Regions from separate parts of the Homo sapiens genome. Here regions 2, 3 and 4 are each linked to region 1. The links are chromatin contacts, found by Hi-C or POLR2A ChIA-PET in ENCODE. All regions are on one chromosome and are shown on one strand. Each heading gives the region's core, a stretch centred on a gene start or an enhancer-like site at or near the end of the contact. The rest is flanking DNA. Distances are from core to core; before and after follow the strand shown.

Region 1 (4,246 bases), core at 853-3,352:
AAAGTTCAGGCAGGACTGAGACTAAGCCCCCAAGGTCAGAGAAAACACCCCTGCCCATCTCCCTCACCCTCTCCCAGCCCTGGAGCTCCAGACCTAGGACTCCGGGGGAATGGGGAAGGCACATTTCCTCACAGAGCCCCCACAAGTGAGGGATGCTCACTCCTCCTCAGAGCCTCCAGCAGAGATGGCTGAGGTCCAGTAGCTGATTTTGTGGCCAGACTGTCTACCCAGATGGAATCCTCCTAGCATAAGTCACTGGGGACCTCTGCCAAGGCAGGGCCAGGGGACATGACCTTTCTGGAGACTTTCTGCTTAGGTCACCTTCCCATTTGGGCCCTCCCACCCTACCTTCTGGGTCTCAGGAAGGAATTGGGCAAGGGCATCCTAACTCTGGATAGCCCTTCACAGAAAACACTCAGCGGAGGGGTTGGGTGGGGCAGGGGGTGGGGAGCAGCAGGAGAGGAATAAGGCCTCCCTTCTCTCAAACCCCACAGCCCACTCCCCACATTCATGCCTAGGCCTCGGCCCTGGGGAGGAAGCCCTTAGGAATACATTCTGCTTCTGACCAGGAATAGCTGGGGTTTCACTGAGGCCTCTGGGTCTTCCTCTCCCCTTCCCCGTAAGTCTCATTTTTTGAGTGTCTGGGAGAATTTGGTCCCCTGGATGGAGTGGGGGGGAGGGGGCAGGTGTGAGGGGCACACAGGAGAGCAGCCAAAGTCTAACATTCTTTCTGAGGTCAGTTTCTTCCTGAGTTGTCAAAAGAAAAAGAAAAACAGCAAATTCTACACATTTTACAAAAATAAGAAGACTAAAATATGAAACAAGCTACATTTCTGGGATCTCCCCTCAAAAACAAACAAAAAATTCCCCTTCTTTGGGGACTTTTTTTCCTTGATCCCCCTAGACCCTAGGTTTCAGATGGGTAGAGGGGTAACCCTCCTCCTCAGCCCCTGGGCCTCCAGAGCTCCTGCAAAGGGCCACTGCAGTCCAAATAAGAACAGAAGGCAGGGAAAGGCATTAAAGCTCAGGGACCAAAAGGCCAGGGACGCTGGAGAGCCAGGGATGGAGACAGAAGCACAGAGGGTGAGGGATGGAGAGCTGGGGAGGGAGGGGCAGGAGAGAAACAGGGCCAGCATGGGGTGGGCAGGGGTGTCAGCGACAAAGCAAAAGGGAGAGAAAACCAAGAGAATGCAGAGAATGGGATGGAGAGAGTGAGGGAGAAGGAGGGTGCCATTCAGATAGCGAGGAGACAAAAGCGTTGTGGCAAGAGAGCAGGAGTTCTTAAGGCCCCGGGTGCCAGCCCATGCCGGATCTGCCCGGTCTGCCGGGCGGAGATGGCGAGCTTCCAGTCCACAATAAATAGGAAAAACCTGAGTACACGGCGCATATGGCATCTGCCTGGCAGAAGCATTTTCCTTCCCACGAAAAAAAAAATATCCACCGGCAGACCCCTCCTGTCCCCGATCCCACATTCACCACTCCAGCCCCTGCCAGCCGGGTTTAGTCAGTGACATCCCTCCCACGCGGAGGCGGCGGGGACGGAGGGACTGCGGCTCCCGCGGCCTCCCCCGCGCGCCGTCAGTGTCCGGAGCCGTACATTTTGTCCCACTCCACGAACGAGTCCAGTTCCTTGGCAGAGGCCCTAGGGCCCACCTTGGCCAGCGCCGCCTCCAGGTCCTTGTAGGAGAGGGGGCGCTGCAGCCCCGGGAGGCCCGCCCCGGCCGCCGCCTGCTGGCACAGCTGCCCCAGCTCGCCCCCAGAGAAGCCCTGCGTGCCCTGCACCAGCGCCGCCAGTTCCCGCTCACTGAGCGCGCAGCCCTGCTGGGCCAGCGCCCGCTGCAGGATCTGCCCGCGGGCCGGGCTGTCGGGCAGCGCCACGTAGAAGCGGAGAGAGAAGCGCCGGCGGGTCGCCTCGTCCAGAGCCGCGGGCCGCGAGGTGGTGCCCACAACCAGCACGCCGTCAGCCCCCGCGCCGCAGCCCCCGTCCAGGCAGGCCAGGAGCGGCACCTGCAGCGCGCCCCCTGCCGCCGCGCCGTCGTCCCGGGCGGGGAGCAGCGCCTCTAGCTCGCTGATGAGGAGTACGGAGGGTGGGCGGCAGCGCGCGGCCGCGAAGGCGGCCTGGAGGAGGCGCGCGCCCTCGGCGGCGCCGGGCGCAGCCAGGGTCGCGCCGCGCAGGCGCAACAGCGTGGCGCCCAGCTGCGTGGCGAGGCAGCGGCCCAGCAGCGCTTTGCCCGCGCCCCGCGGCCCAAAGAGCAGGACGGTCCGCGGCGGGCGCAGGCTGCCCGGGTAGGCGGGCGGCCTGAGCAGGGGCCACACCAGCTCCTCCTCCAGCGCCGCCTTGAGCGCGCCCTGGCCCGCCACATCCGCCCACTGCACCGGGGGCCCGCAGTCCACCATCTTGCTCGTCACCAGCTCCAGGGCCCCAGGGTCCACGCCTTTGGGAGTCTCCCCCGACGGCACGGCGAACCCCCCACGAGGAGCCGGGGCCCGCTCCGGGAACTTTTCAAAGGGCTCCAGTTGCGGGCCGTAGACGGGGGAGCCCAGGACCTTGAGGGGGACGCCGCCACCGTACTTGCCCGACGCCTCCTCCGCGGCTCCTGGCGGCTTGGCCCGGAACCCGTTGCCCCGACATTCGCCGTTGTCCGCGGCGGGGTAGGAGGCTCCGTCAGCCACGGGGGCCTTGGCGGGCTCGTACGCGTACTTGCGGTAGCGGCCCTCGGGCCCCTCGTCGGCGGCCTTGCGCTTCAGCGACAGCCCGGATTCGGCACCCGGCGCGGCCGTGGGGAAGCCATAGGCGGTGGGCGGTGCCGGCGCGGGCAGGGGCGTGGGCGCGGGCAGGCCCGGGGTCAGGTAGGGGGCCGGGGGTGGGCCTGGGGGCGGCGGGAGCGCGCCATAGCCGGGCTGCGCTGCGTAGCCCCCTGCGGGATAGTTGTACAGCGGCGCTGAGGGCCCGTACCCCGGAGGCGGTGGGGGCTGCAGGAGCGCGGCCGGGGGCGGCGGGGGCAGCGCGGCGCCCGTCTGCGCGCAGTAACCCGGCGCCAGGTACCCCCCGCCGTAGCCGGCCGCGTACTCGGGCGCCGCCGATGGGCCCCCGCACGCATTGCCGGCGTAGAGGGGTTCAGGGAGGTTCCCGGCTAAAACTGGGGAGCCCCCCAGGGCCCCGGAACCGCCGCCACCGCCCGATTTGGTTCCTGGGAGGCCTTCGTGGAGTGAGGCCAAGGGGTAGGGTGGCTCCGGCCCTGGCCAGGGCTCGGGATCCCCTTTGGCGCCGTTGAGGAAGGAGGCGTCGCTGTACCCGCCCAGGGCCGGACGCTCGTAGGGAGAATCCAAGACCCCAGAGTACTTCTCTGCATAGCGCTTTAGGAGGTTGGAGGCAGTGAGGGCTGAGATGTCGTCGTGTGCCCAAGCGTAGTGGCAGCGTTGGCGACCCCCAGGGGGCAACTCCAACTTGTGGGCCGGCGACGGGGTGGTGGAGGAGACGTCCAGGTGCTGCTCTGGCCACTGGTTGAGGGGCTGGGCGTGTTCTGGTGTCCAGTGCATCTTCAACAGAGCTGCGGGCAAGAGACAGGAGGTCTGGTGAGGTCTAGCCACCGAGGACCCAGTGGGCCACTGCTAGCCATAGGCCAGTCCGCCTAGACTGCGGCTTGGACAGGCTGGGCTTCCGGCATCCACCACCTACCGCCCCACTCTCTTGGGGCCCTCCCTCCAGGCACCAAATACACTTCTTATGTCCCAGGATTAAAGTTGTCTGAAAATATTTTCCTCAGCGCCCAAAGGGGTCTGGAAATGATGTGGTTGGCCCTAACTTCACCTTGTAGGCAATGGTTATTATTTTTGTCCTGGCCACTCCAGCCATGTCCTTTGCAGGACACGTGATCCTTACTTTCTATGAAGGATCGGACAATGGGCGGGACATCCCAGCCCTCGGAATAGTCAAACTCAAGTGAAGCTCGCTCAGTAAGAGATGTTTGTCACCTACCGTGTGCTGGCCACTACAGAGGCACCAGGGTTATGTAAAGAGTTGTATGAGGCCTGCCCAGAGTCCCTGGCCTAGTGACCCAGAAGTTTGTTATTCCTAAATGCTCTGTTCACCTCAGCCCTTCCTGAGATTCTGAGATTCCAAGGCCCCGTGTGGGCCTGAGGTCAGAGATGCTGGCGTGTATGGGACTGCCTTATCCATGGGAAACCTCAGTGGCTGACCCAGAGCATTCATTTCCTTCCCACTTGGTTTTGGCTTCTGCCTGAT
Region 2 (4,246 bases), core at 1,060-3,559, 790 kb before region 1:
TGGCCAGCATGCAGCTGAAGTAAGCAATGTTTTTTTTCATAAACTTAAAGTTTCTCATTTTCTGACTAGTTCCTAATAATGCTATGTGTATAAATAGCCGCTTCTTTGAAGGGAAGAATTAGAAGACAAAGCAGTCTTCCACTGGTGTATCCCAGATAGCACCACGAGAATATGAGAAGGCTTTTTAAGGCCATAGGAAGGGCAGATATCTGTCAGCAGACATTTGTACGTATGTGCATGGTGAGGAGGCAGAGAATAAAGATGTCTTTGATTCAACAACACTCACCCAAATTCTTAGCAATGAAAGTCAAACAAGAAAGATCTGGCAGGGCGCGGTGGCTCACACCACCCCAGCACTTCGGAAGGCCGATACAGGTGGATCACTTGAGGTCAGGAGTTCCAGACCAGCCTGGCCAACATGGTGAAACCCCGTCACTACTAAAAATACAAAAAAAATTCGCCAGGCATCAAGAGGCTGAGGCAGGAGAATCGCTTGAACCCGGGAGGCAGAGGTTGCAGTGAGCCGAGATCGCGCTATTACATTCCAGCCTGGGCAACAAGAGCGAAACTCCGTATCAAAAAACGAAAGAAAGAAAGAAAAAGATCCTACTTTGTAGATATAATTCTCTAACCTTCACTGAGTCATAACTGAACCAAAGCTGCCTACTAGCTTTGTAGAGTAATCCAAGGGACCACTGCTGATTTCCTAACATTAGAGTAAGATTAGATTCATAAGAAGCTTCCCCATTCCTTAACAAGAAGTGCTGCCAGGCTACCCAGAAATTCCCCTCCCGAGTCCCACTGCCATTCCGGAAACATGAGAAACCAAGTATGCTGCAATCATGGCCTTTTTAGTACTGGCTCCAAAATAAACTGAGTAGGCCAAGCAAGACTGTCAATGAAATACTGTCCAATGAAAAAATAAACAGCCGAAGGTTTCAGGTTTCATTTACCCAACACAGGTATCACAATAAATGACCTAGTATAATGATAGTTTCCAACCGTATTTAATAAAACAAACACGCAGCAGAAATCCTCTAGTCACATATAACTACACTATACCCTCAGATCAAAGTTAATGATGTCAATGGAAAGTATAGGCCGGCGGGTTCACTGGTGATAAGTCATGAGACTCTGAGCAAAGAATAAGTAATAAGGTTAGAATTCTTTAGAAGTGTTAAGGGGAAAGAAGGTAACAACAACAAAAACTCCTCCACATCAAGAGTTCTAAGTACTTTGTTGTTTATTAACTAATTTCATACCAACAACCCTGTAAGACTGATATTATCAATCCCCATTTTAAGTACGTGGAACAAAAGAAGAAAGAGGCAAACAACATGCTCAAAGATTTACAAAGCCAAGAAATCATGCGAACTGGTGGGGCTTCGGGTTCCAGAAGTCAGTGTAAACATAGCTTCTCCATTTTTCACCAACAGTCACTAAAATTGAGGCCAGCAAGTTTTTAGAAGCCTATCTCCCCTTGCAAACTCTCCTTCCATATAATTTTTGCTTTTGCAAGAGATGTCACATTTAAGCGGTAGCTTTAAAAGTGGGGACACATGAAACGCACAGCTGGGAGAGCCATCCAGCCCACTTACATATGTGCAATATCCCCCTGTAGAAAAACCCTGCTCATTGGAGCCTGGAATCCAGAGGGTCCCTGAGAGCTACACAAACAGCCTTAAAACCAATCTACCCACAATTACTGAGCCGCGTATGCAGGCTATTCACACAGAAGGCGCTCCCTGAAGTCGGTTAGGTTATAATGAGTCTTTTGTTGAAGCGGGGCGGCGGGAGGCCCCGGAGAGCAGCCCGGCCCCCTGCGGCGCCGACGAAGAGGCCACGAAAGACCTTGCCCTGTGCCCGTCGGCCTCTTTCGAGGCGTCGAAGCAGGTCAGCGCACCCCGACACAGGCCGGGCGCGCCATCCGGTGCAGCTGGGAGCTGGGCCATGTGTCCTAGGCCGCGGCGGGGAAGGGGCGAGACCCCCGCGACCTCCGGCGTTCCCTCCCTGCCCCCATCTTTGGGTCTTTCTCTGAATGGCGCGACTCCATCAGTCCTGGACTCTGGGCCTGAGGCCCTCCCTGGCCACACCTCCCCTCACAGCCCCGCACGGCGAGCCGGTGTCGCATCCTAGCCCCGGAGCCTGACCCCCGACACAGGCCCTCGAGCCGCCCCGCGCCCCTCCCTGCCAGCGAGCGGAATGCCGTGACCCCTGACCTTGCCTTCCCCTCACCTTACCAGCTCCGCAACCACCTGACACGCCGCCCCCGCGCCCAGGGCTCCATATTCCGGGAGCCAGCGCCACGCTGGCTAACGCCCTCCCCTCCCCGCGATTGGTCGACAGGACGGCAGCCGCACATCCCTATTGGCTGGAGTCCCTGCAGCGGCCGGGATGCGTGGCCCGCAGACCAGGGACCTAGGCTCCGCCCACGCGGAGTCTGGATGCGGCGGCCCCTGGGGCACGCGGCGGCCCCTGGGGCACCCGGCGGGAGCTGCATGCTGCCTAGTTGCTGCTTGCGTTGGCCAGACCCACACAGCCCCTGGACTGGGGAGCTCCAGTCCGCTAGCAGTCTGGGGACAGATAAGATTCCTGCCCTAGTTCGCCGTGGCGCCACGTTAGGTACTGACAATCAAGCTACGAGGTATAGCTCTATCCTGTAAAGGGTAGCCAGGCCAGGCGCGGAGGCTCACACTTGTAATGCCCAGCACTTTGGGAGACCGAGGCGGGAGGATCACTTGAGTCCAGGAGTTCGATACCAGCCTGGGCAACATAGTGAGACCCGGTCTCTACAAAAAATTTTAAAATTAGCCAAGCAAAGGCCGGGCGCGGTGGCTCACGCCTGTACTCCCAGCACTTTGGAGGGCCCAGGCGGGCGAATCACCTGAGATCGGGAGTTTGAGACCAGCCTGACCAACATGGAGAAACCCCGTCTTTACTAAAAATACAAAATTAGCCGGGCGTGGTGGCGCATGCCTGTAATCCCAGCTACTCGGGAGGCTGAGGCAAGAGAATCGCTTGAACCCGGGAGGCGGAGGTGCAGTGAGCCGAGATCGCGCCATTGCACTCCAGCCTTGGAAACAAGAGCGAAAACTCCGTCTAAAAAAAAAAAAAAATTAGCCAGGCATCACGGCGCCCGCCTGTGGTCCCAGCTACTCGGGGGCTGAGGTGGGAGAATCACTTGGGCCTGGGAGGTGGAGGCTGCGGTGAGACAAGATCGTGCCACTGCACTCCAGCCTGGGTGGCAGAGCAAAACCCTGTCTCAAAAAAAAAGGATAGCCACCTGGAAGGAACATTTCCTCGCGCCCCCAGAGCCACATCATAGTATCTGCTGCCCCACCAAGAGCACCCCACACCTGGGAGGAACCGAGAAACATCAGCTAGTGCAGCCAGTTTGACCGCCTTAGGTGTCCTCCCAAGCCTCCGTAGTGAATTGTTTTCCTCCTCGCCCAGCTGACTCGATTCTCCCCAGACTTCATCCTACCTACCCAAAAGCAATCCCACTCTATCGCCAGTTTCAGCCTCACACCGTATCTTTTGCTCTGAAGATGAGACTGCCAAACTGGTGAAGAGGGAATAAATGGCCTAACAAATTACCGTAATTTTCTGCAATGTCGTTTACAGCCACCAAAAACATTAGATCCTCCCGCCACCCTCACTCCCCGACCCCTCGCACTGCTTACAGCATTAAAGGTAATTGAGCTTCTTTATTCACGTAAAAACAGCTAGGAGAAAATTTCATTAGTAAGAGAGACCAAGAAATGAGGAAAGGAGCGTGAACTGCAAAGAGAAAAATCCAAATAAAGTGCGAAGTAAAAACAAACTCGGGGACCAAAAAAAAGTGGGGGGGGGGGGCTTGGCTTCCTGGAGCAGGTTGGTTTTCATACAGAATTTCTCCTGGAGAAAAAAGAAAATGCACAAATTAGTTCTGAGATTCTCGCTACAGTACATCTGTGGAGTTTCAGAAAGGTTTGATGAAGTTCCTCCAGATCGGAACCTTTCCTTTGGCAACTTCTATTATAACTAGAAAATAAAATTGCTAGAGCTGTACTTGTCACCCTTTCAGGTCTGCTCAGCTGGGCAGCTTCCCTGGGCTACTTACTTAGTTCACAGTGTGGAGCTGCCTCCGTCTTCAGCTGCTTCTTCCTCATGGTGCAGAACTAGTTTGACTTTCCCAATGCCAGCTCCTGCCTCTATATATGAAGACAAGTGCGCCTCCCTCAGTTAGATAAAGGGCACTTTTGGG
Region 3 (4,246 bases), core at 1,136-3,635, 600 kb before region 1:
TGTGGCCAGTTTCTCCTGCATCCCACTCTCTCTTCTGCCTCATGAACCCTCATTTTGACATGAGGGGTCAAAGGCAGGTTTAAAGGCAGAAGACCCAGCTTGAGTACTGCTTCTACTAGAGGTAATCCCTATAAGCCTCCGTTTCCTTATCCAAAATGGAACCAAATTATAGTAACCACCTCATGGGTTATTGTGAGGATTAAATTGATAATATTTATGGAAGGCACTTAAAACAGGGCCTAGCATGAAGCAAACACTATATATATGTTTGTTATTATCATTGCTATTATTTTGAACTGAAGTAAAGCATGCATATAAAAATGTTTTAAATTATAAAGCATTTTAAAAATGTAAAAGATGGCCAGGCACGGTGGCTCACGCCTGTAATCCCAGCACTTTGGGAGGCCAAGACGGTTGGATTGCCTGAGCTAAGGAGTTCGAGACCAGCCTGGGCAACACGGTGAAACCCCATCTCTACTAAGATACAAAAAAATCAGCTAGACTCTGTCTCAAAAAAAAGAAAATGTAAAAGATTACTCTGATAATTTTATGGTGAGTAAATCTTGGGGACAAGAATATGAGCTTATCCCAAGTTCCTTCAAAATGCAGAAAAACCTTACAGGAGCAAATTTTTTCTGAGTCACTTTTCTTAACTGCCAGCTAGTACTTCCAGGAACAAAACAGAATAAATGGCTACATACACACACACTGACACACAATCACTCTATGGTATTACCTTGTTAGTTTTAATGTTTAGCATCTACTTGTCCACCCCCAGAATAAAAACTCCATGATAGAAGTTTTGTCTGAATTGTTCAGAGCATGGCACTGAGTGGGTATTTTTGTTGAACTAATGAAGAAATGAAGTTCTACAGCAGATAAGCGGAGTACCAGGTCACAGAAGTATCACTTTGAGGACCAGGACTTGAATGAAAATGGAATATATGGAATTATTCCTCAGAAGGCCTCTGCCAGTCAATGGTGGCTGCCTTAGATTGCTAAATAAGGGGCATGGGACACATGTATATGAACAATTGAAGACCAGCCCTCTACTTTTGGAACAAGGAATTTGGGAAGGGCAGATGAGGTTAAAAATCTCTGCAAAGAGCCTCTTTTCTTTGGCCCAGGAATGCTTCCCGAACTCTTCTGATTTCCCCCTGCCCAGCCGCAGAGGCTATTCTGTGAAGGTTTTAGGCTTCCAGTCGGGCTGAGTGGGGTATTCTGCCGCGAAAGTGGAGGTTAGAGGGTATGCTGGGAGCTCCCTTGGCCTTGCCAGGTGAGCCTGCCCAGGGAGCCTGCATCGGGCCCATTATTATGACTATTTATTAATAATAATATCGATATTAAATATTTATGAAGTGCTCATGCTCTGCTAGAAGGTGGCCCTCCCATCACTGACCCACCCTTCCAGCAACGCCTGGGTCCCTACCCCCGGGTCCCACCGGTCGTCCCGGAGTTTGTTCATTCGGGAGAACCGTGACAGGTCACCCTGGCCGCCCCAGCTGGCCCTAACCGCCGGGAACCCAGGCGTCCGTGTTCTCCAGAGAGGCAAGGATCCGCTTCTGGTCGCCACTGGTTCTGTGTACAGAGCGTCCCCTGTGGTCCGCACCCCACAAGGGCTCCAGGGGCAGAAACGGGGAGGGGCCAGGTCGGGGTTCCCCACCGGGTCCACCTGGCGGCCGCCCCCTCCGCTCCAGGTCCAGAGCGGCCCGCGGGCGGGCGAGGGCGCGGCCCCCGGGTGTCTAGCCCCAGCTGGGCAACCGCGCGCTGTCCCGCTCCCGCAGCTCCCCGCCGCCCCGGCCCAGCATCCCGCCGCCCCGGCCCCGCGGCTTTTTTTCTCTTTATCATAAATATATAAATTATGCTAATTACGGGCATTGCATATTAACCAAACCCGAAACCTCCCCTGCCCGGCCCCCTCCCCCTCCGTGCAAACCCCTCCCCGCCCCGGACCCCGCTACTTACCGGAGCCCGAGCCCGAGCCGCCTTCGCCGCGGGTGTCTGGCGGCCACCGATTAGAGATTCATCTCACAGCCCGGGCCAGGGGGCCGGGGCCGGGGCCGGGGCCACGGCGGCCGCCGCCCGCAGACAAAGAAGCCAGTGCGGCTTGGCTGGGCTCGGCTCGGCCCGGGAGCTGGTCGGGACCCGCCGCCGCCCCCAGGCCCCCAGCCTGGGCTGGGCAGAGCCGAAGGGGGCTCCGCAGGCTAAGCCGGGCGGAGAGGGGACGGCCGGGAAGCGGGAAGGGGAAGCCGGGTGGGGGGGCGGTCAGGTATATATTTTTCTTCGTTCCCCCTTCCACGACCCCCCCCTTTTCCCTCCCCCCCTTTTTTCCCTCCTTCTGCTACTTGGATTTTTTTAGCTGCTGCGTCATGAGCATAATTTATGCAAAGAGCTTTGCCGCATGCTGCACCGCCCGCGCCAGCCGCCGGGGGCGGCGGGCTGGGAGGGCGGTCAGGGAAGGGAGGGGAGCACGGGAGCCAGGAGCGAGGGGTGGGGGTGGGGAGGGGACCCTCTGGCCCTGGCCGAGCGGGAGGTCCCGGAGGCTCTCTCCCGGGACAGGGATGGACGGTCAGTGGGTCTGGTTACTCAGCCCCTCCGAGGTGCCGCGGAGGTGGTTTCATTTCGGAAGGTGCCAGAGTAGGAGCTGGAGTCCGGACCCTCCATGCCACATGGCCTTCAGCTGAGGGTTGGGGCGGTGACTCCCGGCCACCGCCTTTCCTCTAGGTAGTCAACTGTCCTCAATGTTGAAAGTCAAGTTTATGTCTATCCCTCCCTCCCTAGAAAGGCGGGGGAACTCAGACATCGCTCAGCCAACGTGGAGAACCTCTGAACAGCTGTGCCCCAGCGCCAAAGCAGCGAAGGGTCCCAGGTCTCTCACCCGGTGGCGGCCGTGGGCTGTGTTGTCTAAAAGCAGATTTCCGGCCTTCTTGTCCAAGTAGACAAGGAAATGTGAACAGAAAGACAAAGTTCAGTGGAATGGTGAAAAACCTCTAGCAGCTTCTTAAGGTAGAGAGGGGACCAGAAAAGGGGTGGATGTGGGTGGCTGAGGGAAAGCAGATTGGAGAAGTGGTGGACAACTGAAAGAGGAAAAAGTTGGAAGACCAAAGTGGAAGCGTGGGAATGGAGAGAAGAACTGGGAAGGAAGGAGGCTCTGTAAATCCAGTGAATGTGGATCCCAATACTGAGGCCACCTGCTGTCATCCTAGGCTGTTCCCCCTCCCACCCTCTCCCGATATTTGGTGGTCTGAGGATAGCTAGAGGTAGATGGGTTAGAGGCAGTGTGAGAATGCAGTTGGAGGCCTCAGTCCTCCCCGGGACTGCTCCGTAAGGCCTCGTGGTGGAAGGGCATTGAATGGCCCGGCCTCGTCGTTAACCTGGCCAGTGGACTAGGCTGTTATCAGCTTGCTGTTTCCATCTGGAAGTGAGCAGGTACTGCTGGCGGCGGATTTATGAGTAACCAATGTATTAGGAGTCAGAATACTTAGGTTTTAGTCCCAACTCTTCCACTAGCCGTCCAGGCAAGTAATTTAACTTCTTCATTACTTATAAAACAAGGATAATATTTATAATGACATTTATAATGACTACTTCATAGGGTTAAGTTTGTGAGCCTGTATGTGAAAAAACTGAAAGCTGCAAGCTCTATACAACTGTAAGGTGTCATTCCTTGTACAATAGTTTGAACTCGTTTTAATGGCCCTGTGAAACTCTACTGCGTGGCTTGATATTACAGTTCTTGGGGTTTTTGTTTGGCCGGTAGTCCCTGTAGTTTCTCTCCCTGGACTGTGAATTCTTTGAGAGCACTGGTTGTGACTTACTCATGTTTGTATTTCCCACTACTCTTTATGTGAAGGAGGGGCTCAGTATTGCTGCTGAACTTTGTCACATGAAGGTTGAAACTTTTCATTTATGTCACTTGGTTTGGTGCTACACATAGATCAAAGGCTTTGGATAGCATGGATATCAGCGACAGTTTGAAGAAAGAAATATGGATGTGATCAGAGGAGTTCAGGGAGACATACATAAAAATGTTAATCACGGTTTTCTTTATGTTGTATACACTTCTGCATTGCTTAAATATTTGATGAGCATATATTACTTTTTGTTTCTGTGTTTATTGGGGCATAACATGTACACAGTATGTGTATACCTTGATAAATTTTTACATGTATATACATATGTACGTGTATGTATGTGTGTATACATATGTACGTGTATGTATGTGTGTATACATATGTACGTGTAT
Region 4 (4,246 bases), core at 612-3,111, 580 kb before region 1:
AGCTGTTGCACCCAGCCACCATTTACTTCTTAATTCCACCTGCCAGAGAAAGCACTGGCCTGCAACTCTTTCATTTTTGTTAGTAATCTCATTTGGCTCTGCCCTGGTTTTCCCAATGCCCAGGTCCCACTGTGACAAGCAAAATACCCAACAACCTGTAAAGTAGGCCTGACCAATCTGAGGGCAGTTTACATGAGCAGGAGGTAGGCCCAGGAGAGTTCCTGGGTCCTAAGAGTTAACCCTTTAATCATTGGACAATGGAGGTGGCAAGATCGCTTGAGGCTGGAAATTCAAGACCAGCCTGGCCAACACAGGGAGACCCCATCTCTGTATTAAAAAATGAATAGCACGTGCCTGTAATCCCAGCTAGTCGGGAGGCTGAGGCAGGAGAATCGCTTAGAACCCTGGAGGCGGAGGTTGCAGTGAGCTGAGATTGCGCCACTGCACTCCAGCCTGGCGACAGACCAAGCCTCTGTCTCAAAAATAAATAAATAAATAAATAAATAAATAAATAAATAAATAAATAAATAAAAATAAGGCTCGGCGCAGTGGCTTATGCCTGTAATCCCAGAACCTTGGGAGGCCGAGGCAGGTGGATCACCTGAGGTCAGGAGTTCGAGACCAGCCTGGCCAACATGGTGAAACCCCGTCTCTACTAAAAAATACAAAATTTGCCGGTCGTGGTGGCGGGCACCTGTAATCCCAGCTATTCGGGAGGCTGAGGCAGGAGAATTGCTTGAACCCAGGAGGCGGAGGTTGCAGTGAACCGAGATCATGCCACTGCACTCCAGCCTGGGCGACAGAGCAAGACTCCATCTCAAAAAAAAAAAAAAAAAAAAAAAGAAAAGAAAAAATTAAAACTTTTTTTAGAAAGAAAGAAAACCAGCCTGGCCAACATAGTGAAACCCCGTCTCTACTAAAAATACAAAAATTAGCCAGGAATGGTGGCGCACGCCTGTAGGCCCAGCTACTCAGGAAGCTGAGGCAGGAGAATTGCCTGAACCCGGGAGGTGGAGGCTGTGGTGAGATCGCCCCACTGCACTCTAGCCTGGGCAAGCGAGCAAGACTCCGTCTCAAAAAAAAAAGAAAAAGAAAAGAAAACACTTAATCGCTGCCCTAAAGGATGCCATCTTTGCCCTTAAGGATAATTAGGTTAGAAAGAGAAGCCATACATAGAGAAAAATAGAGGTACCATACAGGTCACCTGCAACAGGTGCTAAAAAAAGGAAAGGGCCACAAACACTCCATGGGTAGTGCAGTTATGTCAGTTTCAGTGCCAGGTGTTGCGTACAGCACGGAAAACATAACCCCTTCCTGTACGTGAGAAAGGCAACGACTGTCCTGGGGAAGACAGGGCAGCGAAGATTCCAGTGCAGGTCTCATTCAGGAAAGGATACATGTGAGCTGGAGTGGCAAAATAAATTTTAACAGAGCTGAAGCTTAAGTTGGGCTTGGTGGGGAGGGACGCATGATAAACTAAGGTGTGGGGAGCCGATTTCAGGCAGTGCGACAAATTTGCAGAAATCTAAGCCCCTCGTGGAAGGTTGCCAAGGTGAGGTGACCTTGAGTGAATGCGTGTAGGTGGAAAAAGGTTCCGGGGAATGCTTGCATCGTTCTGCATCCGAGCGTCCAACAGAGAAAAGATCCTGTTTCCAGACAATACCTGCATTTGGTTTTTCTCCAGCTGAGGGACACCGGTAGGGGGGGGGAGGACAGAAACGAGCAGGGGGTGGGGCCAAGGCGAGTGGGCGGGACCGCGCGGACCCTCCCGCGGCCGACTGGAGGCCCGGAGCAGGGGCGGAGTTTCCGGCGGCAGCGCCACTCGGGCGTCGGGTGACGCTAGGCGGACGGACCATCATGTGACACGGAAGTAGCTCCGAACAGGAAGAGGACGAAAAAAATAACCGTCCGCGACGCCGAGACAAACCGGACCCGCAACCACCATGAACAGCAAAGGCAAGGACCGAGGGTGGCAGAGGCCGTCGGGGGGAGTACTGCTGGCCCAGAGCGAGCGGATTCGGAGCCCAGGGTCACCAAACGCCAGGTTTGGGGTGGGCTGCGCCATGCTCCTTGGCCGGCTGCAGTCCAGGGCGCTGCGCCTGACGCCTTCGTCATACCCAAATTACGGCAGCTTGCTGCCTCCAGGCCCTTTCCTCCGTAAACTCTGTGGCGCAGTTTGGAGCTGCGGGCTCGGGTGGTGGGGGGGCTTGACATGATGGGCATCCGCAGGAGCAAATAGAGCGCTAGCGCAGGCATTCGCGTAGGCCAATGGAGAGCCGGCGGAGGCGGGGCGCCGCGCTCCGGAACCCCCAGCGGGGCCGAACTTAACTACTGAATTGCTGGAGTTGGTTCGTGGGCCGGGGCCTGTGAGGTCTCTTTTCCTTCCCTTCGCACCCCCTCGCCCTTCGCTGACGGGATCAGAACTTCTCCCCTTTTCTGTGGTTGTACCAGTGTGTCTGTCGGAACATGATTCCCATAACGCAGGAATAGGTTGAGGGGGTAAAAAAGGAATAGAAAAAAAAAAAAAAAAAAGGCCGAGCGAGGTTGCTCACGCCTGTAATCCCAGCAGTTTGGGAGGTCGAGGCGGGCGGATCACCTGAGGTCAAGAGTTCGAGACCAGCCTGGCCAACGTGGTGAAACCCCGTCTCTATTAAAAAATACAAAAATCAGCTGGGCGTGGTGGCGGGCGCCTGTAATCCCAGCTACTCGGGAGGCTGGGGTAGGAGAATTGCTTGAACCCAGGAGACGGAGGTTGCAGTGAGCCGAGATCGCGCCACTGCACTCCAGCCTGGGCAAAAGAGCGAGACTCCGTCTCAGAACAAACAAAAAACCAAACCTGATCCCCCGCTTTTCCAGTGAGGATATTCCTCCTCACCCCTCAGCCCTGCACCCTTTTCCCAGTCTCACGGTTCACTTCCATCATTCACACCCTTTGTTTGGAAGTCGACCTTGAATAGTAATCTGTAAGGAAAATCAGAACTGCTGTTACCCACGAAGTCTGGGCTGGTTGTAGACAGGCTGTGGAGACTACCTAGAGCAGAGGCACCCTTGATAAGCCAGAACAGCAGCAGGCCAGAACCCCAGACCTGTCCTGCATTCCGGAGGGAACTTGGGCCCAGGTAGACTTAACCCCTTACTTCGGTATGTTAGTAGGAGCAGTGAGCAGTGCCTTTCTTGTCTCGTTAGAATCCAGCACCTTCCATTTTAAGGGTGCAAAGACAATGCATATTTTCTTAGTTCCAGGAATCAGGCCCTCTGGGGCAGACTATTTGCAAATCCCCTTCTGCTTGCTCCCACTAAGTTAGCTACCCGATATGACCTGCCTCATTTTGGTAGCTCTGTGTAGTAGGCAACCTTCATTTTTTTCTTGTCTTTCAGGTCAATATCCAACACAGCCAACCTACCCTGTGCAGCCTCCTGGGAATCCAGTATACCCTCAGACCTTGCATCTTCCTCAGGCTCCACCCTATACCGATGCTCCACCTGCCTACTCAGAGGTGCTTCCAGTTTGCCAGATTTGAACTAGCTGGGAATACTCTTAGGGTGGTCCTTTAGTCCTTAGCTAAATCTGACTTCACATATTTACTCTTCACAAATGCTAACATGAATAATCTAAAACACTATATAATTTGGCAATTTTTGTCGGAGTTGAAAGTGCATTATTTGATGATTTTGTGTTATTTGGCACAGGCTAAGGTGCAGAAGATGAATTTGCGTTCTGTGAGCCCAACATTAGCTATAGCAGAAAGTGATCCAGGAGAATATTGAAGGCCAGTGGAAAGGCAACTTGTATAATCTTACAAAAAGTATAACCTGCATAAGGAGAATTAAGAATTAGCTCATTAAAGAGATCTCAAATAGGAATGTCATAAAGTAACATTTTGCCTTCTCTTCTGCCTCTTCTAGCTCTATCGTCCGAGCTTTGTGCACCCAGGGGCTGCCACAGTCCCCACCATGTCAGCCGCATTTCCTGGAGCCTCTCTGTATCTTCCCATGGCCCAGTCTGTGGCTGTTGGGCCTTTAGGTTCCACAATCCCCATGGCTTATTATCCAGTCGGTCCCATCTATCCACCTGGCTCCACAGTGCTGGTGGAAGGAGGGTATGATGCAGGTGCCAGATTTGGAGCTGGGGCTACTGCTGGCAACATTCCTGTGAGTATGACCTCATCAGAAGAAACTCAGCCCTTGTGTATTTTAACTTTCTGAAATGACTTCATATTCATTCTCTTACCATTTCTGGATGATA

The links. Hi-C counts contacts between places; a loop is a spot of excess contacts on that map. ChIA-PET counts read pairs that join two places held with the same protein, here RNA polymerase II (POLR2A). Pooled maps may share reads with other maps.
Region 2: a pooled map shows a loop between it and region 1 (7-fold over the local background). The contact joins the promoter of SLC11A2 here to the enhancer-like site in region 1. A Hi-C loop is called at or near these places in 3 of 50 pooled maps. POLR2A ChIA-PET finds 5 or more read pairs at or near these places in 4 of 52 experiments (A549, CD8-positive, alpha-beta T cell, CD8-positive, alpha-beta memory T cell and 1 more).
Region 3: a loop to region 1 is called in a pooled map, with 2.7 times the contacts of the local background. The contact joins the promoter of POU6F1 here to the enhancer-like site in region 1. A Hi-C loop is called at or near these places in 1 of 50 pooled maps. POLR2A ChIA-PET finds 5 or more read pairs at or near these places in 3 of 52 experiments (A549, Caco-2 and naive thymus-derived CD4-positive, alpha-beta T cell).
Region 4: a pooled map shows a loop between it and region 1 (10-fold over the local background). The contact joins the promoter of DAZAP2 here to the enhancer-like site in region 1. A Hi-C loop is called at or near these places in 4 of 50 pooled maps. POLR2A ChIA-PET finds 5 or more read pairs at or near these places in 3 of 52 experiments (Caco-2, activated T-cell and naive thymus-derived CD8-positive, alpha-beta T cell).

What each region holds. Positions count from the first base shown.
Region 1 is chr12:51,818,874-51,823,119 of GRCh38, forward strand. FIGNL2 (fidgetin like 2) reads right to left here. Exons shown (of 2, transcript NM_001384995.1): 2 at 1-3,551. The coding sequence starts at 3,540. The coding sequence ends at 1,579. Among named protein-coding and RNA genes, the nearest start is that of TMDD1, 6.1 kb to the left of the region's middle. RefSeq lists a silencer at 1,999-2,098. Within about 2 kb of position 2,103, at least 22 of the 41 ENCODE cell types and tissues checked have a DNase peak (open chromatin) inside an H3K27ac peak, as active enhancers do.
Region 2 is chr12:51,024,075-51,028,320 of GRCh38, forward strand. It overlaps SLC11A2 (solute carrier family 11 member 2), which reads right to left and starts at 2,310. Exons shown (of 16, transcript NM_000617.3): 1 at 2,236-2,310. RefSeq lists enhancers at 1,270-1,883, 1,884-2,495 and silencers at 1,901-1,960, 1,971-2,690.
Region 3 is chr12:51,215,677-51,219,922 of GRCh38, forward strand. POU6F1 (POU class 6 homeobox 1) reads right to left here and starts at 2,386. Exons shown (of 11, transcript NM_001330422.2): 1 at 1,966-2,386. RefSeq lists silencers at 1,560-1,819, 2,050-2,209, 2,410-2,559 and an enhancer at 2,710-2,769.
Region 4 is chr12:51,236,965-51,241,210 of GRCh38, forward strand. It overlaps DAZAP2 (DAZ associated protein 2), which reads left to right and starts at 1,862. Exons shown (of 4, transcript NM_014764.4): 1 at 1,862-1,956; 2 at 3,379-3,497; 3 at 3,907-4,152. The coding sequence starts at 1,944. RefSeq lists enhancers at 912-1,549, 1,641-1,935, 1,859-2,108, 2,825-3,461 and a silencer at 1,659-1,768.